2 separate regions of the Homo sapiens genome follow, and region 1 is linked to region 2. The links are chromatin contacts, found by Hi-C in ENCODE. All regions are on one chromosome and are shown on one strand. The core of a region is the stretch at or near the end of the contact, and the rest is flanking DNA. Distances in the headings are between cores, read along the strand shown.

What was found. A loop is a pair of places that touch in the nucleus more often than their neighbours do. Pooled maps may share reads with other maps.
Region 1: a loop to region 2 is called in a pooled map, with 4 times the contacts of the local background. The contact joins two enhancer-like sites. A Hi-C loop is called at or near these places in 2 of 50 pooled maps.

The regions. Positions count from the first base shown.
Region 1 is chr5:755,718-760,187 of GRCh38, reverse strand. It overlaps ZDHHC11B (zDHHC palmitoyltransferase 11B (putative)), which reads left to right. Exons shown (of 14, transcript NM_001351303.2): 5 at 4,044-4,222. Among named protein-coding and RNA genes, the nearest start is that of ZDHHC11B, 27 kb to the left of the region's middle. RefSeq lists enhancers at 105-948, 949-1,792. Within about 2 kb of position 3,192, at least 5 of the 41 ENCODE cell types and tissues checked have a DNase peak (open chromatin) inside an H3K27ac peak, as active enhancers do.
Region 2 is chr5:314,118-318,753 of GRCh38, reverse strand. All of the region lies in intron 3 of PDCD6-AHRR (PDCD6-AHRR readthrough (NMD candidate)), which reads right to left. It overlaps PDCD6 (programmed cell death 6), which reads right to left. Exons shown (of 6, transcript NM_013232.4): 6 at 3,780-4,337. The coding sequence ends at 4,239. Among named protein-coding and RNA genes, the nearest start is that of AHRR, 5.3 kb to the left of the region's middle. RefSeq lists an enhancer at 1-237. Within about 2 kb of position 1,458, at least 2 of the 41 ENCODE cell types and tissues checked have a DNase peak (open chromatin) inside an H3K27ac peak, as active enhancers do.

The sequences.
Region 1 (4,470 bases), core at 1,943-4,442, 440 kb before region 2:
TTATGTGCTGTTAGAATCCCTTCTCTCCACTCTTCCTTTGGCCCGTGGCTCGGCCACGCGTGCCTCTGAGCTGTCACCTGCTCTCTGGTAGGTGAACCCTCTGTGGCTCCCCTGTACCCCCCACTCCACACCTGGATCTCCATTTCTAAAGGAGCACTTGGTGCCCCAGCCCTTGTCCATGCTGCCCCTCCCGCTGGCCGGCGCTGGGCTCAGGACGGCATCCCCGGCTGCACTCCCCATGCCTGCACCTCAGCGACCCCCTCGGGCCCCTTGGCCAGCAGCATGTGGCTTTGCATTGTGGCGGCTGGAGGGTGCCTGTGCTATCCGGCACCTGCAGGGACCCGGGCGGCTCTGGGAAGTGACCTCCCAGGCCCAGTGGCTGCAGCCCCTGACCCCAAGGGAGGTCAGGTGCAGGGTAAGGGATGCTGTGTTGTGGAAAGTGGGGAAGAATTGGAATAAAGACCCCAGGTTAGGCGGACGTTTGAGTGCCAGGCTTGGCCAACCGTCCAGCGGCCGCGTGTATGGGCCCTTCCAGAGCATGCCTCAGTGCCCGCGTGCCCGCGTCTGTTCTTCTGCAAAGGGAAACAGGCTCCGCCGCCACCACAGCGTCTGTAGGGCCTGTTGTGTGGAATGGATTGGAATCTGTAACTCTGTTTAATCTGGAGAAATCTCTTCCCAGCAAAGCTCCTTGCTGTGGCCCAGGGCAGCACGAGCTCGGTAGCTGCAGTGGAAGATTCACCAGCATGGAGTGGCGCGGCGCCTTCAGTGGCACGTGTCAGCTTTGAACCCCGCAGGGATTGATAAGACGACAAGACGTGACCGCACCGGGCCCCAGGAGTAGGGGCTGTGGGCTCGCTCTCCACCTCCTCTCTTTTCCTGCCTGCAGAACAGGGCGGGGGAAAGGTTAGCAGTGTTAACAAAGGGCGCAGGGTGTGTGTTCTGGGCTGGCGCTGCGGCGCCGTTTATTTACAAAATACAGATTGTTGCTAGGGGAGGTTCCAGCATAGCTACGGTTCTCAAGACAGCTTGAGACCGAAACTTCCAGAGGGCAGGCAGTTTGGGTGATGAAAGGGAGACACTTACTCTACTTCTTTTACTTTTTATTGCTCATTGGAACATAAAACACTACCGGCATAAAATTAAACGTGAAAGTAGAAGCAGAGAAAATTGAGAACACGGTGCTCCGTGTCATCTCTATCCCGGGGCTCCCCGCCAGCTCAGGAAGGGTTACCCGAGTGGGTGATGGGCAGAGTGGCTAGCTGGGTCAGTCTGGGCAAAACATAGCCAAATTAAGGTCACCAGCATCGTTCCTATGGGTGACGGATGTCCCAGGAGGACGACCCAAGCCCACCCGCAGAGCGCGGACCTCGCTGGCCAAAGTGCGGCCAATGGACAGCAGGGCACCCTAGTGTGCGGTGAAAGATTTGCTTCAACCTGGTTCCATGAAAAAAGCTTTGAGTCCCAGGGAGCTGTCCAGGTGAAGACACTGCCCTGGAATCTTGGTGGGGGGGAGTCCCTTGCCAGCTGAACCCTTGTTTCTGGGTGGACGCCTTCAGGGTGACTGCCTGGCCATGGCGCCTGCAGGTTTGGGGACTGGCTCGGGAATGGGCTCAGGCAGCTCCACGGGGTTTGCCTGGCAGGTTCAGGCTCAGGACAGCCCTGAGCTCCTCCACAGGGAAGTCAATGGGTCCCGGTTAGGGCCACACCATCCCCAGGCTGTCTCCTGGTGGCCCCCAGCAGCAGCACCGTCTCCCTGGCAGCGGGCTTCTTTGTGCGAAGCCCGGAGAATGTGAGGCTGCAGTCGGATGTGGCGACCAAGGGCCTGGGAGGGCATCCTCAGCCTGAGCTTCACCTGCTGCTCGTGCAGAGGCCCTGCCTGGCCCCACCCTCCCTGCCACTGGTTTCCAGTGAGGGAAGTGCTGCTCCAGCTCTGCAGAGGAAGGGGCTTCCCCTGGGCCACAGTGCAGCTTCCTGCCTCATCTCATTGTCCTCAGCTGCCACCGATAGCGTCCCAAGGCTCCAGACGAGCTCCCTGTTGCCCCGGTGACCACATAAATAGTGCAGTGTCCCCAGCTCAGCCTGCAGGGAGCGGGTACATGGGGACAACAGCCGGGATGCAGGCTCGGTCATGTCAGTGTCACCAGCTGGACAGTGAGCCCTGTGCCCGGCCCAGCTGACCCACACCCTTTACAGCCCCTGCAGCCTCAGTCCACTCCCAAGTCCGGTGGGGCCCCTGCAGACCTCTCCTCTACCATGGTGGGATTAGACTGGCCACTGCAAGTGTCTGACCAGTCCTGGCCCCCATGTGAGTCCCCCAGGGCCTGGCTGGCCCCGTTGCTGCACTGCCTAGCTCCCACCACACCCCGGCCTGGGCAGCAGCTCCCCAGTCCCATCCCCTTGGCATCCAGATCATTCTCGCCTGTCCTCCTTGCAGCCATGTCTGCACACACAGAGTCTCCTCCCCAGCTCACACACACCGGCACCCAGGGCCCGGGGCCACGTGAGTGCCTGGAAGATGCAGGGTGTGCGGTGCATCCTGCTGAGGGATTCGGCACCTGTGTCTGCATTTCAGTCGGAACCAGCTTCACACTCAGGCTTCCCATGCATTGCAGCACGCTTCTTACGGGACCCTCATCAGGGAAGGGCTGCTGCATAAAAACCCTAACCCCATGCCCCAAGGTGGTGCCAGGACGAGGCTGAGGGTGAGCCCAGCAGCAGTGAACCTGTCCCAACGTTGCCTGAGGGGGCTCCAGAGAGGGGCTCTGTCAGGAGGGACAGCAGCCCCCTGGCCTGGTGCAGGACCCGCCCTGCTGGCAGCCTTCTGCTAAAATCCCTACGTGGCTTTTTGCACATGGCCAGCACCTTCTTCCTCACCCCTGGGGCCAAGGAGGACAGCGCTGTGCGACACAGGCCGGCAGCCTGCGTTTCCATGCCAAGCTTAGGCCACACTGTGAGGGCCTCTGGGCTGCCCTGTGGAGATGGCTGTCAACCCTGAACTCATGGCTAGAAGGCGGTCCAGGAGCCAGGCAGGGTGACGGGAGGGCCCCGCACTCCACCCCTTCTATTTGGTTGCCATGGGGAGTCTGTGTTTGTCCCAGGGTGAGAGGAGGAGGGAGCCAGTATCTGAGGGCGGAAGCTGACGTTCCAGTCACGGGGAGCCCAGCTTCTCCTGGCTCCAGGGGACAAGGACCCTCTCCCCAGTGCCCCCACAGCCAGGCTCCGAGCCCAGAGGGCCCAAGACAGAGGCCCAGGGTCCCTGAGTGAGTCTGGGCTCCCTGAGAGAGTCTGGAGTCCCTGAATGAGTCTGGGGTCCCTGAATGAGTCTAGGGGGTGTTTCCCTGAGCAAGTCTCGGGGAGAGGGTCCGTCAGTGAGCCGTCTGGGGTCTAGAGGGAGCGGGTAGGTTGTGCAGCTCCCTCGCTCCTCCCCCTGCTCCTCCTGTCTGAGGCTGTCTTCTCTCCCAGTGCTCAGGGGTCTCTGGTATGAAAGAACCCAGGCTCCTCCAGGGCCTTTGGGGCTGTATCCGGCTGTGTTTACACCTGGGGCGTACCTCCTGTGGCCCTGCTCTGTCCCTCAAGCTGTAAAGGGTTTTGGGGTCACTGTGCTTGGCTGGGCTGACTGAGCCTCTGGGGGTGCGGTACATTCTGTGGGGGATTTGCCCTGTGTCCAACAGGGATGAACCAAAAGGGGCATGGGGGCAGCCTTCCCGGTCCCCGACTGGCACAGGGCTGTGTGTGCAGGGCCGATGGGTAGCCTCATCTTCTCTAGGCCTGGGTGAGCAGGGCTGTGTGTGCAGGGCCGAGTGGACGGGGCTGGGTGAGCAGGGCTGTGTGTGAAGGGCCAAGTGTATAGGGCCATGTGTGCAAGACTGGACAAGCAGGGCCATGTGAGCAGGGCCAGGCCTGGGTGAGCTGGGCTCACGTGTGCAGGGCTGGGTGAGCAGGGCTGACCAGTGGCCACGCCTCTTCTGGGACCTTGGGCCTCACGGGGACGCCTCATGCCAGGCTGACCAGGCCCTGGGCCAGGTTCTTCCTTGACATGCCAGGTGACCGGGGGGATCTTCTCGTTCCACCTCGTCGTCCACCTGATCGCGTCCTGCATCGACCCGGCCGACTCCAATGTCAGACTCATGAAGAACTATTCTCAGCCCATGCCCCTCTTCGACAGATCAAAACATGCACACGTGATCCAGAATCAGTTCTGCCACCTGTGCAAGGTCACCGTGTGAGTGCCCGCCCTCGCCGAGGCCCCAAGGTGTCAGGGTCACCTCCAGGGTCCTGGTGCTCAGGTCACTGCTGGCCCCTCAGGGCCCGTGCCATGGCCGCAGCTGATGCTAGTGGAGCTTCCAGGGCCCGGCCCTGTGGCTGCGGGTGGATCGCCCCTCATCTCGCTGTGAACCGGGCGCGGTGCCGGGCCGCCCCAACTCCTCCGCAGGCAGGGCTGAGACTGGAGGGCTGGGTCTGTCACCTGCA
Region 2 (4,636 bases), core at 209-2,708:
CAGGGGTGTGCTGACCCCTCGGGCCAGGCCAGGACCCCGCACAGGCGCCTGCGGCTCTCTGGCTCTCTGATGGCGGCTGGGTTTCCCGGGTTCCCCGGGTTCCCCATGACTGCTGTGTCTCCAGCGTTGATGCCTCACAGGGAGCCGCTTGGGCAGCCCTGGTCACGCCTGGGTTCCCTCTCTCTCCCACACCAGTTTCTCCCTGGTCACGCCTGGGTTCCCTCTCCCACACCAGTTTCTCCTGTAGCACAGAGAAGGACCTGGGGAATTTTGTCTTTTGTTAAAAACCACAAGGGAGCTCCCTGCTGGGCACAGTCACGGTGGCGCCCGTCAGAGCTGCTTCCAGGGTGCATTCCATCATTCCAAGTTCACTGTGCTGGAGTCAGCTCTCTGCTTGCCGCAGGGTGAGGGGGGGAGGTGGAGGGTGAGGGGGGAGGTGAAGGATTGGGGGAGGTGCAGGGTTGGGGGGAGATGCAGGGTGGGGGGAGGTAAAGGATGGGGGGAGGTGCAGGGTTGGGGGGAGATGCAGGGTGGGGGGAAATAAAGGATGGGGGGAGGTGCAGGGTTGGGGGGAGATGCAGGGTGGGAGGGAGGTAAAAGATGGGGAGAGGTGCAGGGTAAGGGTGGGAGGTGCAGGGTGCGGGGGGGAGGTGGAGGGTGAGGGGGGAGATGAAGGGAGGGGGGAGGTGAAGGATTGGGGGAGGGAAAGGATGGGGGGAGGTGCCAGGTGAGGAGGGAGGTGAAGGATGTGGGGAGGTGCAGGGTTGGGGGGAGATGCAGGGTTGGGAGTAGGTGGAGGGTGAAGGGGGGAGGTACAGGATGGGGGGAGGTGCAGGGTGAGGGGCAGGTGCAAGGTGAGAGGGGAGTTGAAGGGTTGTTGGGGGAGGTGCAGGGTTGTGGCGGGGAGGTGCAGGGTGGCTGTTGGGGGAGGTGCAGGGTTGTCCGGGGAGGTGTAGGGTTGTGGGGGGAGATCAGGGTAGGGAGGGTGGGGAGGCATGGGCCAGGGGCCCCAGGTGAGGGTGTACGGCGTGCACCTGCACCTCCATGTCTGCACTGATGACTGAGGACCCAGAGCGGGGGGAAGGAGAGGCCCCCAGAGATGGCTGTGCCCCCATGTCCTGCTGTCTTGGGTCTTGGGACCGGGGTCGTGACGCTGAGGGTCCCTGGTGGGTGGTCGTGGCCGCTGGCCTGGCCTGGCCTCCGCGACCCAGCCTCACCACACTGGGCCTGCGCCAGGCACCTGGTCAGCTGTCCACCCCCTCCACCCCCAAACCCAGGCTCTGAAGGGTCACAGGGCACAGCCTGCCTGACAAGGGAGAGCTGAAAGGGCGAAGGCCCGTCTCTCTGTAGTCTTCTCTCTGCGGCTATAAATCCCATGGCTGTGTCGGGCAGGTCCTCCCGGTCAGTCAGCAGCTCCCGAGAGCTCCGTGGTGCAGCCGCACTGCCCCCACGTGGCCCAGGCTGTGTGCAGCTGCCTGGCCCTTGGGGCCTCAGAGTGCAGTGAGGTTTAGCTCAGGGGCTTCCCTCACCCAGGAAGGCGTGGGTGGCCTCCCTGCAGGCGCCTGAGGATGGGGTCTGTGCTGGCAGTGTGGCTGGGCAGGGGGCACGGCAGCCCTGCTTCCCTGCGGGTTGGCACCCCCTCCACAAGGAATCCACCACAACTCGTGAGCTCACTGCCCTCCAGGGACCCCCAGTTTTGTATCAGTGACTCCGGCCAGGAGAGCAGGGGAGTCCCCCCTCCACACCTTCTGCTTCGAGAGGCTCCTCACCGCCTCCCTCCCTTGACTTCTGATGGCTGGGAGCTCCCCGGGGAAATGTCCCTCCCAACAGCCACAGCCCACCAGCCCAACAGGCTCTCTGCATCCAGGGGTTCCTTTGCCAGCAGGCCGGCCTGACATGCGTTTGTCCAGCGCTCTACCCCTGCTGGTCCTCCAAGCGTGTGGTGCAGCGGCCCCACCGCCCTCCTCACCCTCTGCTGAAGAACTTCTGCTCTGGAATTTTCAGCGGCTTTTGTTCTTGTGAGTCTTCATGGAGGCCCCTCTCCAAGGCAGCCTCCCCGAGCTGCCTGCAAACAGGAGCCCCCATGGCAGCCACGTGCAGAGTACCTGAGGGTACCTGCACCACACACCTGAGTGTACCTCACACCTGTGAACCTGCCACACCTGAGCATACCAGAGACCTGAGAAACACACTTTATCTCCATCAGAGGAACCTCTCATTGCTGTGAAAAGGAAGGAAGGAAAATCATCCACAATCTGACCTTTTCTCTATGAAAGTCTCCGTCTCACCTGGCCTTCGCCTGCTTTCTAGGAGTATGGAGCTAACCGCCACACACAACATTCCTTCCCCGGCAGCTGATCCACAGGATGAGCACATCGGCCTTGGTATCAACTGTTGGCCCGTATCATCCATGGAGACATGTGCTGGGGGCAGGTGTCTCACCAGGGCTGACAGCTCCTCCAGAGTAGCAGGCTTCCCTGACCCAGGTAGGAATCCAGAGGCCAGAGAAGCTGCAGGTGTGGGGTGGGGGTTGCCCACTGCACAGGGGACAGCACGGGCAAGGGCCTGGAGACGTGGCTGGGAGGGCTGCAGGGTGGCCGCAGCAGCTGCCCTCACCCCAAGCACAGAGACCTCACAGGCCTAAGGCTGAAGGAGGAGTGAGGGCAGCTCCCAGGGTGGGGTGGGTGCAGCTACTGGACACTGAGTCCAGGTGCCCATGAGGCGAGGGAGAAGTCGCTGGGCGCCTGGCCGTGGAGGCCTGGGTGAGGAAGGCCTCATGGAATTGGGAGCTTGCGGCCTGGACAAGGAAGTTGACCTCATGGAGTAGAACTTGGGGTCATCTGCTGCAGAGTCATGGGGGTGTCAAGGTCTAGGGAGGCACCCGGCGTGGATTGCTGGGGATCCTCAGAGACTGCCCTGGGATCCCCATGACTGAGGTCATGAGGGAGCAGCCAGACCCCCAAGCCCACATCCCTCCCCCTCCCATCCCCAGGGAGCCTGGAGTGCCTGCTCCAGAGGGATTCGTATCCAGAGGGCCCCAGGCCAAGTGCAGTTGGGCAGTGGGGGAGGTCTCATCTGGAGCACAGAAGCAGCCCCAGTCCCCACCCCCCACAGCACACCTGCCCAGCTTAAGAGACTGGGGGCTTTTTCCAGGAAACCATGCTCCCTGCCCCTCACCCCTCAACACACCGAGCAGAGGTTTGAACAGATCCCAAGAGACCAAAACGAACAGAGAAAAGTCGTGCACAACTGGGTGGAAGGAGCAGGCTTTCTGAGACCAGAGGCTGCAGCCCCAAAACCAGACGCATCACTGTGGAAGGGAAGCGTCTGGAGAATGAGGCTGGGCCTCGGGAGTGTCAACCCAGGAGGGCCGGCGCTGCACAGTGAGGCAGGGAGGCGGACCGGGCAGCGCTGGCAGTGGACCGAGGTGAGCAGGATGCGCTGGGTGGACAAACGCTGCAGGCCACGTGCAGAGACTGCAGGGCACAGCATGGCTAAATCATTAATGATGGAAATGCACAACCTGCTATACCAAATTGGATTTCTTCATCCAAAAGGAGCAGTCTTATGAAATTTAACCTCCTGAACAGAGGGTGAGACAGTCCCTCTGGATTTTCACAAGCAGAGCTGTGCACGCTGGGCTGGACAATGTTCCAGAAGGTGCCCGGTACCCTGGGAGGTCCCAGGCAAGCCAGAACATCTGACACTGACTGTCTGGAGGACCAGGGCACGGGGCCTGGTTCTTGGACCTATTTGATTTGAAAAGCTGAAGGCAGACCACACGTCTAACATTCCCTTTATTGCTTACGTCACATATTCCAATGAATACAATAAACTCCTTTTTAAAAAAGTAAGGCACATGAAAAGCCTTTTGTGTAAGTTCCATGTTATTTTAAAATTCCTATTGGCTAATAAAAGCATTTGCACTATAGAACCAGAGACATCTAGAAAAGCACATGATAGATTTTTTTGCAAGCAGAATGCCTGAAACATTACATTTACCTCATGGCACAATGAGACAGTCACCAAATCCAATGTCTGCATTAGAACGATACAGCTACTATTACAGTTGCAAAACCATTAATCAGCTTATCCACATATGTACAGCTGGGTCCCCACGTGACAAAATCTAAAGGAAGAACAGCATCTAACTGCACCTGTGCTCCATTCCCTCACAGATAGGAACTGTGACATTTTGGCTCTTTCCATGTTGTGCTGCTCTTCACGAGAGGCCAGGGTCATACGATACTGAAGACCATGGACAGGTACTGTTCGTACGACACCTGAATCCAGCCGTCCTGATCCGTGTCGTAACGTCTGAATATATCCGTCAACCTCTGGGGAGAAAACAGGCATTTAAATCTCGATAGTAAATGGAAGGAGCAAGGTGCACTGGGACAAAGGCATGTAGGGACCCAATTTCAGAAGCACACACGTCTTCTGGGCTCCCTGATGGAGCCCAGCACAGGGAGGCGCAGGTGGGGCTGGAGCTGTTCACACGGACGGTGGGAGTGCGAAGAACGAAGAACACAGGGCTGCGGGGCTGGCTCCGGACATCCAGCCCTGGCTGAGCCCCTGGCTGAGCCCCTGACCCCAGGCTCTGGTCTCCTGAGTCTCCTGGGGGCCTGGGCCCTTC